Linked DNA regions of Homo sapiens: region 2 is linked to region 1. Evidence: chromatin loops called from intact Hi-C (ENCODE). Cell type or tissue: mammary epithelial cell. All regions are shown on one strand. Links, peaks and the distances in the headings refer to the core of each region. The heading gives the core; the rest is flanking DNA. Region 1 overlaps LOC107985345 (a long non-coding RNA gene). Region 2 overlaps URI1 (URI1 prefoldin like chaperone).

What was found. Hi-C counts contacts between places; a loop is a spot of excess contacts. Peaks named below come from ENCODE experiments on the same cell type or tissue, not always from the same donor. Only the 100,000 strongest peaks of a DNase experiment are listed, where the experiment ranks them.
Region 2: it touches region 1 in a loop (4-fold over the local background); 3 of 110 quality-filtered maps call a loop at or near these places.

Annotation. Positions count from the first base shown.
Region 1 is chr19:29,728,334-29,733,712 of GRCh38, reverse strand. All of the region lies in intron 2 of LOC107985345 (a long non-coding RNA gene), which reads right to left. Among named protein-coding and RNA genes, the nearest start is that of C19orf12, 16 kb to the right of the region's middle. RefSeq lists enhancers at 2,802-2,851, 2,972-3,021 and a silencer at 4,982-5,176. In mammary epithelial cell, for the core only: a CTCF peak has its summit at 3,072 (motif pointing left); no DNase peak of the experiment used is centred there.
Region 2 is chr19:29,963,784-29,969,162 of GRCh38, reverse strand. The region is part of intron 1 of URI1 (URI1 prefoldin like chaperone); the gene reads right to left. Among named protein-coding and RNA genes, the nearest start is that of URI1, 24 kb to the right of the region's middle. RefSeq lists an enhancer at 2,115-2,384. In mammary epithelial cell, for the core only: a CTCF peak has its summit at 2,119 (motif pointing right); no DNase peak of the experiment used is centred there.

The DNA.
Region 1 (5,379 bases), core at 299-5,298:
TGATAAAGTTTTAAAATCAAGAATATATAAGGAACTCCTACAACTCAATAACAAAAAGACAACTCAATTAAAAATGAGTAAAGGATTTGAACAGATACACATCCAAAGAAAATATACAAATGACCACAGGAAAGTATACTCAACATCGCTAAACACTAGGAAAATGCAGATCAAAACCAAAATGAGATACCACCCCACACCCATTAGAATGCCTGCTATATATTAATAAAAGAAAAATGAAAACACGATAAACTAAAAATAACATGTATTGATGAGAGTGTGTTGGTAAGAAATTGGAATCTTTGTGCACGGTTAGTGGGAATGTGGAATGGTGCAGCCAGCCTGGAGAACAATATGGCAGTTTCTCAAAAAATTAAACATAGAATTAACATAGAATCAGCTACTCCACTGCTAGGCATATACCCTGAAGAACTGAAAGCAGGACTCAGAGACATCCATGCTGATGTTCACTGCAGCATTATCCACAAGGGCCCAAAAGTGGAAACAAGCCAAGTTGCCATTAACAGGTGAATGAATAACAAAATGTGGCACGCCTTGTACATACAATGGAACATTATTCAGCCATAAAAGTGCATGAAGCTTTAATACATGCACCACATGGATGGACCTTGAAAACACTATACTATGTAAAATAAGTCAGTTTCAAAAGGACAAGTATCATATCATTCTACTTGTTTGAAACATCTACAAGAGACAAAGTAGCAGAGAAAGTAGGCTAGTGATTACTAGGGGCTGAGGGGAGAGGGGATGGGGAGGTGTTGCTTAATGGTTACAAGGCTTCTGTTTAAGGCAATTAAAAAGTTTTGGAAATACATAGTAGCAATGGTTGTCCAGCAATGTTCATATAACTCAGGCCACTGAATGAACATTTAAAAATGGTTAAAATGGGCTGGGCATGGTGGTTCACGCCTGTAATCCCAGCACTTTGGGAGGCCAAGGGGTGGGTGGATCACCTGAGGTCAGGAGTTTGAGACCAGCCTGACCAATATGGTGAAACCCCGTCTCTACTAAAAATACAAAAATTAGCTGGGCATGGCTGCGTGTGCCTGTAATCTCAGCTACTCCGGAGGCTGAGGCAAGAGAATCGCTTGAACCCAGAAAGTGGAAGTTGCAGTGAGCCAAGATCGCGCCCCTGCACTCCAGCATGGGCAACAAGAGTGAAACTCCGTCTTAATAATAATAATAATAATAATAATAATAATAAAATGGTTAAAGTGGCACATTTTATGTTGTGTGTATTTTACTGCAATAAAAAAAGTACTGATTAAACTGGCAGGAGAAACTAGTTCTGATTATTGCAAGGAGATAGAGTTGTTTCTCCATGAGGGATGGATGAGTATGTTTGGGACTCAGGAGAGTCACTGGGCTGTCTCTTAGTATCTTATTTATTTATTTACTTATTATTTTTGGAGACAGGGTTTTGCTCTGTTGCCCAGCTAGAGTGCAATGGTGCAATCACGGCTCACTGCAGCCTCAACCTCCTGGGCTCAAGCGATCCTCCCACCTCCGCCTCCTGAGTAGCTGGGACTACAGGCATGTGCCACCACACCTGAATAATTATTTTTCTTTAGAGATGGGGTCTTGCTCTGTTGCCCAGGCTGGTCTCAAACTCCTGGGCTGAAGTGATCTGCCTGCTTCAGCCTCCCAAAGTGCTGGGATTACAGATGTGAGCCACTGCGCCCTGCCTTCTTGGTGAATCTTGAACCTGCAATTAGATAAAATAGGCAGTCACAGCAGCCAAGGGCCAACCAAGACAAAGCTCAGGAAAGACTCAGAAACTGCAGGGGGGAAGGTGTGGTCACCTCACCTGGCACACAACTTAAACAAGCCAAAGTGCTGGCCAAGAGTGAGGGACATCTGGAGTGGTAGGTGCAGGAGGGAGACGATGAATAGCAACTGTAGTTTCATTCACAGTAGGATTTCCGCAGGCCTCCCCCTTGAAGACCTGGTGACAGGTTGGATTTGATGCAGGGCATGCCTGAGTCTCAGCGGTCCAAGAGGGAGATGATCAGACAATCACGGGCACCGCCTCGCATCCTCCTGGCCTCCGCTGATTCAGCTATGGCAGTGGTGAGCAGTTTTGTGCAAGCTTCAGCTCATTTGGGCCTCACAGCACCTTGCCTCAAGCATGCTGTTTGCTTTGGCCCCAGGGCTTCCTGAATGCTGTGGCATGGGATGGCAGAAAGAGCCCATTCAGCATGCAAACATATGTTCAGCCCGAAGGTACGGGGGTTACCGTTCCCAGGGAACTCTCAGCAAATGGGGGAGAGGCAGAAGATTCTGAAAGGTCTTCTGTCTACTCAGCAGTCCGCGTGGGACCGAGCCCTGGGTGCCTGTAGAGGGGACCAGCCTTGGTAATCCACCCTTGTGTTGGCTTGTCCTTCACTGTGTCACCTTCCCTGTTTCCTCATCCTGCTTCCTAAAATTGCCTCCAAACTCCACCTTCCCTCAGAGAAGGACTGAAGTAGGTAAGTGGAATTTAGTATCAGGTTTGTAAGGGTGAGATCGCAAAGTACTTAAGATACAAACACAAAGTGTCTATCCTACAGACCTGGGCTCAGTCCTTTTTTTTTTTTTTTTTTTTTTTAGACAGGACTGGAGTGCAGTGGCGTGATCTCGGCTCACTGCAACCTCTGCCTCCTGAGGGTTCAAGCAATTCTCCTGCCTCAGCCTCCCGAGTAGCTGGGATTACAGGCACCAGGCTAATTTCTGTATTTTTAGGAGAGACAGGGTTTCACCATGTTGGCCAGGCTGGTTTCGAACTCCTGACCACAAATTATCCACCAGACTTGGCCTCCCAAAGCACTGGGATTACAGGTGTGAGTGAGCCACTGCACTGGGCCACAGCCAGTGTTGAAATTCCACATAATCACAGACTAAGTTAAAATTTCAAATTAAACATATCTGGATAATTTCATCATAGCAGAAATGGTGAAGGGGTAAATTCTGGCAAAGTGACACGCTCAGTTTGTTAGGTTACAATCGGGAGGGCAGCGTCTTGAACGCGCTCCGGCGCCCATGGTCCCTGGATTTCCTAATCTATAGCACCCTCTAGTGTTAGCTTTGCTTCATGTCCAGAGCTCAGTGGTAAAAGCCTGAAATTCTGCCTCTGCACAAACCATGCTAAGTGGAAATTTGTGACAGAAGAGGCTCCTTTTATTGCTTTTTCTCTAAGGAGAAGTCATCAGGTGCTTAAATCTTTGGAAATAAATTTGTGCCACCTGTATGTTTAAAATAAAGTATCATGCTTTATGCTTCATTTGTTCTTCCAACAAGTAATTGTTGGGGGTCCCTGCGGTCTGCAGAAGGCCCCATGTTGGAGCAGGAGGTTTTAAATGAAAACGCTGCACATTTTCACAGATGAACAGGGAAGGAGGGTGTCACGCCAATGTCCAAACGGGGAAGTAGTTGGCCGGTGCGTGCAGGGGAGAGAGCTGCCACCGTTCCCCCTCAGTCCCACCTCAGAATTCATCATCCTACCTGGCTCGGAAACAGATTTGGGGAGCATAAGCTCTCTTTATAGTTTGCCCCACAATCAATTTCAGTGCATCTGTGCAGAGTGACATGAACTGTCCTAAATGTCTTCTAAAATAAAAAGACACCTTTGCCTCACTCGGGGCTTCGCAGCATTAAATGTACTTGGGTTAAAGGCTTCAGCGTACTCCAGTGGGGGCGCATCTTCCTACACTTTGGATAATTCATATGCATGAGAAGACATCGTCATTTTCGGTGCAGTTCTGAAAGGAAGTATTAAGGGCGAGAATTTGATTTTAAGTGAGGGAAGGGGAAAAAAAGGTGTGAATTTAGCTCCAGACTCTGCAGAGGATGAAAGAAGATGTTATATTTCTGTTTGAGACGTTGCAAATCACTCTAGAGTGCCCTCTGAACTTCTCCCTCAGCCCACCTGTCCACAGAATGGCTGGGATTCACTCCACTCTCCAGGATTTACTGTCACCTCTCCCATCCACAGTCTTTTAGGAACAGACCATCTCAGACAGCCCCTAAAGTTACCGCATGGACAACAAATTGTTCTGCAAAGTGATAGCATAGAATGCACCAAAACATCTTGAAAGAAACTTACTCAAGATGTGCTTGTTTCCTCAAGATGATATTTTATTTGTTTTAACCGGCAGTCTTGTGGGTATATATGTCTATGTTTAGCCAAAATGAAAAATGCTCCTAAAATAAAATCTCAGAAACTTTGACCAGAGTGCTTGTATGTTCTAAGGGGGAAAGAGTGTTGCATAATTCGTTACGGGGGCAGACTAAACCTTCCCTCCACTTAGAAGAGTGGGGCTGGGTGTGGTGGCTCATGCCTGTAGTCCCAGCACTTCGGGAGGCCAAGGCAGGAGGCCAGGAGTTCAAGACTAGCCTGGGCAATACAGGGAGACTCTGTCTCTAAAAATAATTTAAAAATTAGCCAGGTGTGGTGGCATGCACCTGTAGTCCCAGCTACTCAGGAGGCTGAGGTGGGATGATCACTTGATTCCAGGAATTCCAGGCTGCAGTGAGCTATGATTATACCACTGCACTCCAGCCGGGGTGACACAGTGAGACCCTGTTTCTAAAAAATAATTTAAAATAAAACTAAGTAGAAGAAAGATGGGCACTAAGCCTAAAAATTTGACCTCACTAAACATAAGGTGTTAGTTCAGAGCTCTGGACCCCAAAAGCTGTGGCCTGGAGTGGGTGAGTGTTTTATTGTCCCTGATATGGGAAAAGGAGTCCAGGAAGAGGCTGGTCCACAGATAAGAGAGTAGCAGGAGACCCTGTAAGATGCTGAGAGCCTGGCTGGGCCCAAGTAACTCTCAAGAACCAGGAGGTCTCAATATTCCCTTCCAGGCACCTGGTGAGCCACGCCGCTACATTGAACCCTCACTGGCCACTGTAGACCCAACAGTCAAAGTCTGTGGCACCAACACCTTGTGTTATAGAGACTTTGGGGAAGTCCCCGAGAAGGTCTGGAGCTCCCAGTTCATTTGGGCCAGGCACACTGAACAGAGGGAGGGCTGGAGGAGCTGAGGAGGGAGGCGAGGAGGCGAACCCTGAAGAATCAGGCTTTAGAGGCTCCTGATCAGGAGAAACGCACAGGTGGCTCTTACCACCTCTCTCAGCAACCTTTAGAGATTCCGGGCTGGTGTCTGCTAGCTTAAAAATCACTCATTTAAAATAATTAAAAATCATTTAGAAAAGGAGGGCTTTATTTCTCATATAGAGTTACAACCTGCAAGGCAGCCACCCTGACTGGCTAAGAAGTGTAGTCTCCAGTAGAAGCCAATAGGCAGGCACTTTGAGGAAGGGTGGGAGGGGATAAGACAGGAATTCAAGCTGAATGGGTTGGCCAGGTATACATATTCA
Region 2 (5,379 bases), core at 163-5,162, 240 kb before region 1:
CATATAGTGTGTAGAATATCAGAGACTTCAAATAAGCACTATCCAAATGTAAACTAAAGAAGTGACATTTGGGAAATCAGAAATAAGGGGAAAGATGAAAGAGGTAGATATAAAAATATATAGACTAGCCTTCTGATGGCATGTCTAGGTTATCTTTGTTTATATGATTTATGGTCCACCTACTTGCAGAAAAGATTTAAGCCCAAGCAGTTCTATTATATTTAGAGGGTTTTTTTTTTAGTTGTCTTCTATTTCACAGCAAGTTATTCAAAAGAAAAAATTAGTAAATTTTGGTCAGACGCGGTGGCTCACGCCTGTAATCCCAGCACTTTGGGAGGCTGAGGTGGGTGGATCACGAGGTCAGGAGATCGAGACCATCCTGGCTAACACAGTGAAACCCCATCTCTACTAAAAATACAAAAAAATGGCCGGGCATGGTGGCAGGTGCCTGTAGTCCTGGCTACTCGGGAGGCTGAGGTAGGAGAATGGCATGAACCTGGGAGGCAGAGCTTGCAGTGAGCCGAGATCGCGCCACTGCACTCCAGCCTGGACAACAGAAGGAGACTCCATCTCAAAAAAAAAAAAAAAAAAAAAAAAGAAAAAATTAGTAAATTTCTACAACTTAGAAATTTTAGAAGGTGTTATAAAAACAAATATTTTTCCCTTAAGTTAAATTATTCTAAATAATCTTATTTCTCCTGAAAGGGGACTCAGATTAATTACTTTAAGTATTAAATTTTAAAAGTAACCATAAGGCAGCGAGCCTTGTTCTACAAGCAACACTTGAAAAACACAGCAAAAGAAACAAAAACATTTCATTACTTTGTTGTCCTCCACAAAAGTAAGACCACAATGGAAGAACAAAACTAGTTTTTGTTTATTTTTTAAACCTGCCAAAACATGCAAATAGTGCCCCTAAAGAAAAAAAACTTATTGTATTATTTTCATTTTTCTTAAAAATAGTTACTAGGCTTCAACTTTAAAATACCTGAACTAGTAAATTCTTTAACATAATGACCTCGTTTACACTCAAGAATTTATAATAAAGTATGTACCTACATAGAAGTACAGCAGTAAGTCCACAGTAAAGAAAAAGAACTATGAGCTGATTTACCACTATTTAGGAGTCTTTACCAACAACCCAGTGGCTACAAAGTCATATGGTATCCATTCTTTGCAACACAAAACTGTCTTTAACCTATGAGCAATAACAACAGGAGTATATGCCAACACTGCATGTGACAAAACGAACTGCAAAGAGTTCAATGGAGGCGGTTTAAATCTTTATTTGGAGAGGAAACCTGTATTCAGAGATGAAGTAACTTACTTAATATTACACAACTGTCCAGGAACTGGTAAGAGATGAGACCAGTTTTAAAACCAAGTCTTTCTATCAGGGATTCTATCTAATCCTAAAGTGCACAGTCCCTATACTGGCCTGCTTCCAACCATCATGCGGCTTACTGGATAACAGCAGAAAAACACTGGTTACAGCTGCAGTCTTAAAACACTGACTGCTATTGCTGTTTCTCCTCCACTAGTTAGTTCCTCAGTCCCACACTCACAAATAAGACCTTGCCAATCATGTCAGTAAAAGCAAATTCTGTAAGCTTAAGTTCACCAATTCACTAACATTATAATCCTTATTTCTTCCAATGCCTCCTACAGCTCCTGACCCTTTCAGATGAAACAAGTATAAACACATTTCCCAAGCATCATTTACTAGTATATCTGTGTATGTTTAGGTGAAGGTAGAAGGGTAATGTGCTAGCCCTACAATTACTATCACACCTCATCATATTTTTAAGACACTTATAAATTAATAGGGTTAGACACCTAGAAGGACAATGATGGACAGCCCATCCAAAAATATTTTTCTGTTCATTAGTGTCCACCTAACATACACATACATTTTGTTACCAAGGGTTAAAATAACATTTGGTAACTTTTAAGCTCCACACATTATATGGAAGACAGGAATAATAATTTCTTAGCTGTTGTTCCTCAGAAGCTGCTTTTTAAAAATTATTTTATAAAGGAGAGCAGTAACATGCAGTAAGATCTCCAGTACTTAAAATTTTCATTTGTGCTATTTATATTGGTGACAGACCACAAGAGGGCATAAACCTATGAGTTTCTAAGGCAAGTTAAATACAATGCCACACTAAAACTAGACTGGAACAGAAAGCCTAAAAGGTCAAGAGTACTTCTTCATCTTTGATACTTTTCTCAAAAATGCTTCACTTCTAAAACTTGTCTCACCATACTGCAATTTTAAATTCTTCCTGTATGGGTTAATGCATAATATAACAGTTTGGGAACTGTGCTAATCAGAGCTGTCTAAATTTATATAGTTTGCTTCTCCTGCTAGACTGTGGCTTCAAGACAGATCTTACTATTTTGGTTTTAAAGCTGCTGAGTCAAAAAGAAAATAGTATCAGTGGGAGCTGAAGCCAATGGATACTGGACATACATGTTATGTGACAGTTACTTAAAAGCTGAAAATAATTTCTTAAAAGATAGATTTGTCAAGTAGATGTATAAATATCATTACCAAAGTATACAAATAGTGTACTTTCAACAAAATTTACAAAAATTACAAATCTTTTAAGTAAACCCCTTTGCAAATAAGGGAGGAATTGACTACAGGTTCCTAACAGAAAAAAATGCAATAAGCACTGGGATAAACTGTAATAAACTGAGTGTTGCTGTATAAAAACCACCATAGCCTGAGCAGAGTGGCTCACGCCTGTAATCTTAGCACTTTGAGGCCCAGGCCAGTAGATCACATGATGCCAGGAGTTCAGACCAGCCTAGCCAACATGGTGAAACCCCGTCTCTACCAAAAATACAAAAATTAGCCAGGTGTGGTGGTGCATGCCTGTAATTCCAGCTACTCAGGTAGCTTGAATTGCTTGAACCAAGGAGGTGGAGGTTGCAGTGAGCCGAGATCACACCACTGCACTCCAGCCTGGGAGACAGACAGAGACCCTGTCCCCAAAAATAAATAAATAAATAAATAAATCAACCACCATAAAAGTAAAGAAAACCATTTCAATTTTAAACAAATTATGTTCCAAATATGCTGCAAAGCAAAACTGCTAATGAAAGCTAAGTCCAATTATATGGAGCCACTTCTGAAAACACTTACATGTTCTTATTTAAAATGTTAGCTAAGATGGAATCAAAAGTCTCCTTAATCTTTACCTTTATGTTTTAGCCAGATTCCTCCTACACAGGCTTCTAAGCATTTTTTCCTGTATGCCAATCTAGTCTCGTTTTACACAAATATCGGACTATGTCTAACGTGCTCTGGCACTATACATCTCCCTCCCTTGTTGGCTTTACCTACAAACTGGGCTCTTTTTTTCTTTCAGTAATCATTACTCACTATCTTAAGTATTCTATTACAGTTTTCTCCTATTGGAAATATTTTAAGAGTGGTGACACATACATTCAGTAATACTTCTAAGAATGAAGACGTTTACATGTTTGGAGGGTTTTGGGGGTGACTTGAACTAGAGATCCAGGAACTCTAACTGTTCTGGCTGAAAGCTCCATGAGGTAGGGCCATGTAGTAAACATAACATTTGCAATGAAACATATGAATATTCAAAATGTAATAAATGCCTCACCCATATAAGTTCCAGTTTTGTCAACAATGAATATGCCATAAACTTAAGAATAACTGTGTTTTCAGTGCTTTTCAGGCTTCCGAACTGCAGATAAGAAATTGTGACCTACATTTCTGAATCTGAAATACTGCCTGAATTCCACCTTGCATGCCCACTGTTTTATCAGAGATTATCAATCATTTCTTCTCCATTCACATGCCTTCCTCGTAGAAACCCTGCCCTTCTCCCATAAAGAATGGGTAAAGAATCCCATTTCTCCGTCTGTAGCCACAATAAAGGGAGAGGATAGATACCTGCTGCTAACTGGACCAACCTCATTTACTTTGGACATCAGAGCCTGAGGTGATTACAGATTCTGGTCCTAAAAGAAAGACCACTATAGGATCTGCACAAGCTAACCAACCATCTAAAGCAGCTGGTACAGGAAACAACATAAATGTACAAGAAAACAAAACACAGAGACCCAAAAAACTCCTACCCTTGACTCCCTCCTGACTTCTTACAGTAAATTATTTCATAATTTCCTAAGCATCTGTATGATTTGCAACTAAGAAAACTTTAGAGTAGCAAACTTGCCACACAGGTTAGGAGGAGAATGTGCCTGTGAAAGGCTCAAAGGAAACAAACAGTCCACTGAAGAGTAAATACAAGTAGAAGAAAAAAAAAAAAAAACAGGAAAATATACTCCCAGGTAACAAAAAAGTCAAATTAAAGCAATCTTATTTAGCATTAATTAAAGAAGTACATTTTTATTTTAAACACCACTGGCCGGGTGTGGTGGCTCACACCTGTAATCCCAGCACTTTGGGAGGCCGAGACAGGTGGATCACCTAAGATCAGGAGTTTGAGATCAGCCTGGCCAAGATGGTGAAGCCCTATCTCTACGAAAAATACAAAAAATTGGCCAGGCGTTGTGGCAGGCGCCTGTAATCCCAGCTACTCAGGAGGCTGAGGCAGGAAAATCAAACCCGGAAAGCAGAGGTTGCAGTGAGCCAAGGTCACGCCATTGCACTCCAGCCTGGGCAACGAGAGCAAAACTCCGTCTCAAAAAAAAAAAAAAAAACAAAACAAAAAACAAAAACAAAAGAAACCACCACTGTCAGTGAGACTGTAGTAAAAATCTCAAATCACACTAAATCACTGCAAGTAGCTATGTAAATTCAAAACTCAGTCTAGACTTGCGTAATACCTCCAAGTAGGACAAAAAAAGCTTGTAACTCTCAGAAAGTAGAAGAGACAGACAGATAAATACAAAAATTATCTCTTTAAAGGCACCCAAGAGCTGCCAAAGCAGTGAGGACAAGAGGGACCAAGGATTCAGAGAGGGGAGAACTGTGGAGAAGTGAGCTGATCATCTGAAGCCACTTTTTTCTCAGACAACAGGAGGCACAGGCAAGAGGCTGAGAATTATGTTGGGCCCTGAGGAGACAGCCATGGCTAGCAGAAAGAAACAAGCAGAACTTGCGCAGTCTGACAAGGCTATATGGTAGTAAAATGAGAGCACAAGAGAGGTCTTAAGCATACAACTGCTTTCCCTCCCATGGTATCTGTCAAATTCTGAGCTGCGAAGGCCAAAAAGATAAACTAAAACTCTGAAAAGCAGAGCTCAGGATCAAACAAAAATTAGTTCAGAAGCCTCCAAGGAAATATGGTGTAGTGAGCAAAATCAAGCTTCCAGATGAAAGCCTGAAGAAACCAGAAGCAGCAGATGGCTTACTAAAACAACAACCTGGCCTTCACTCCA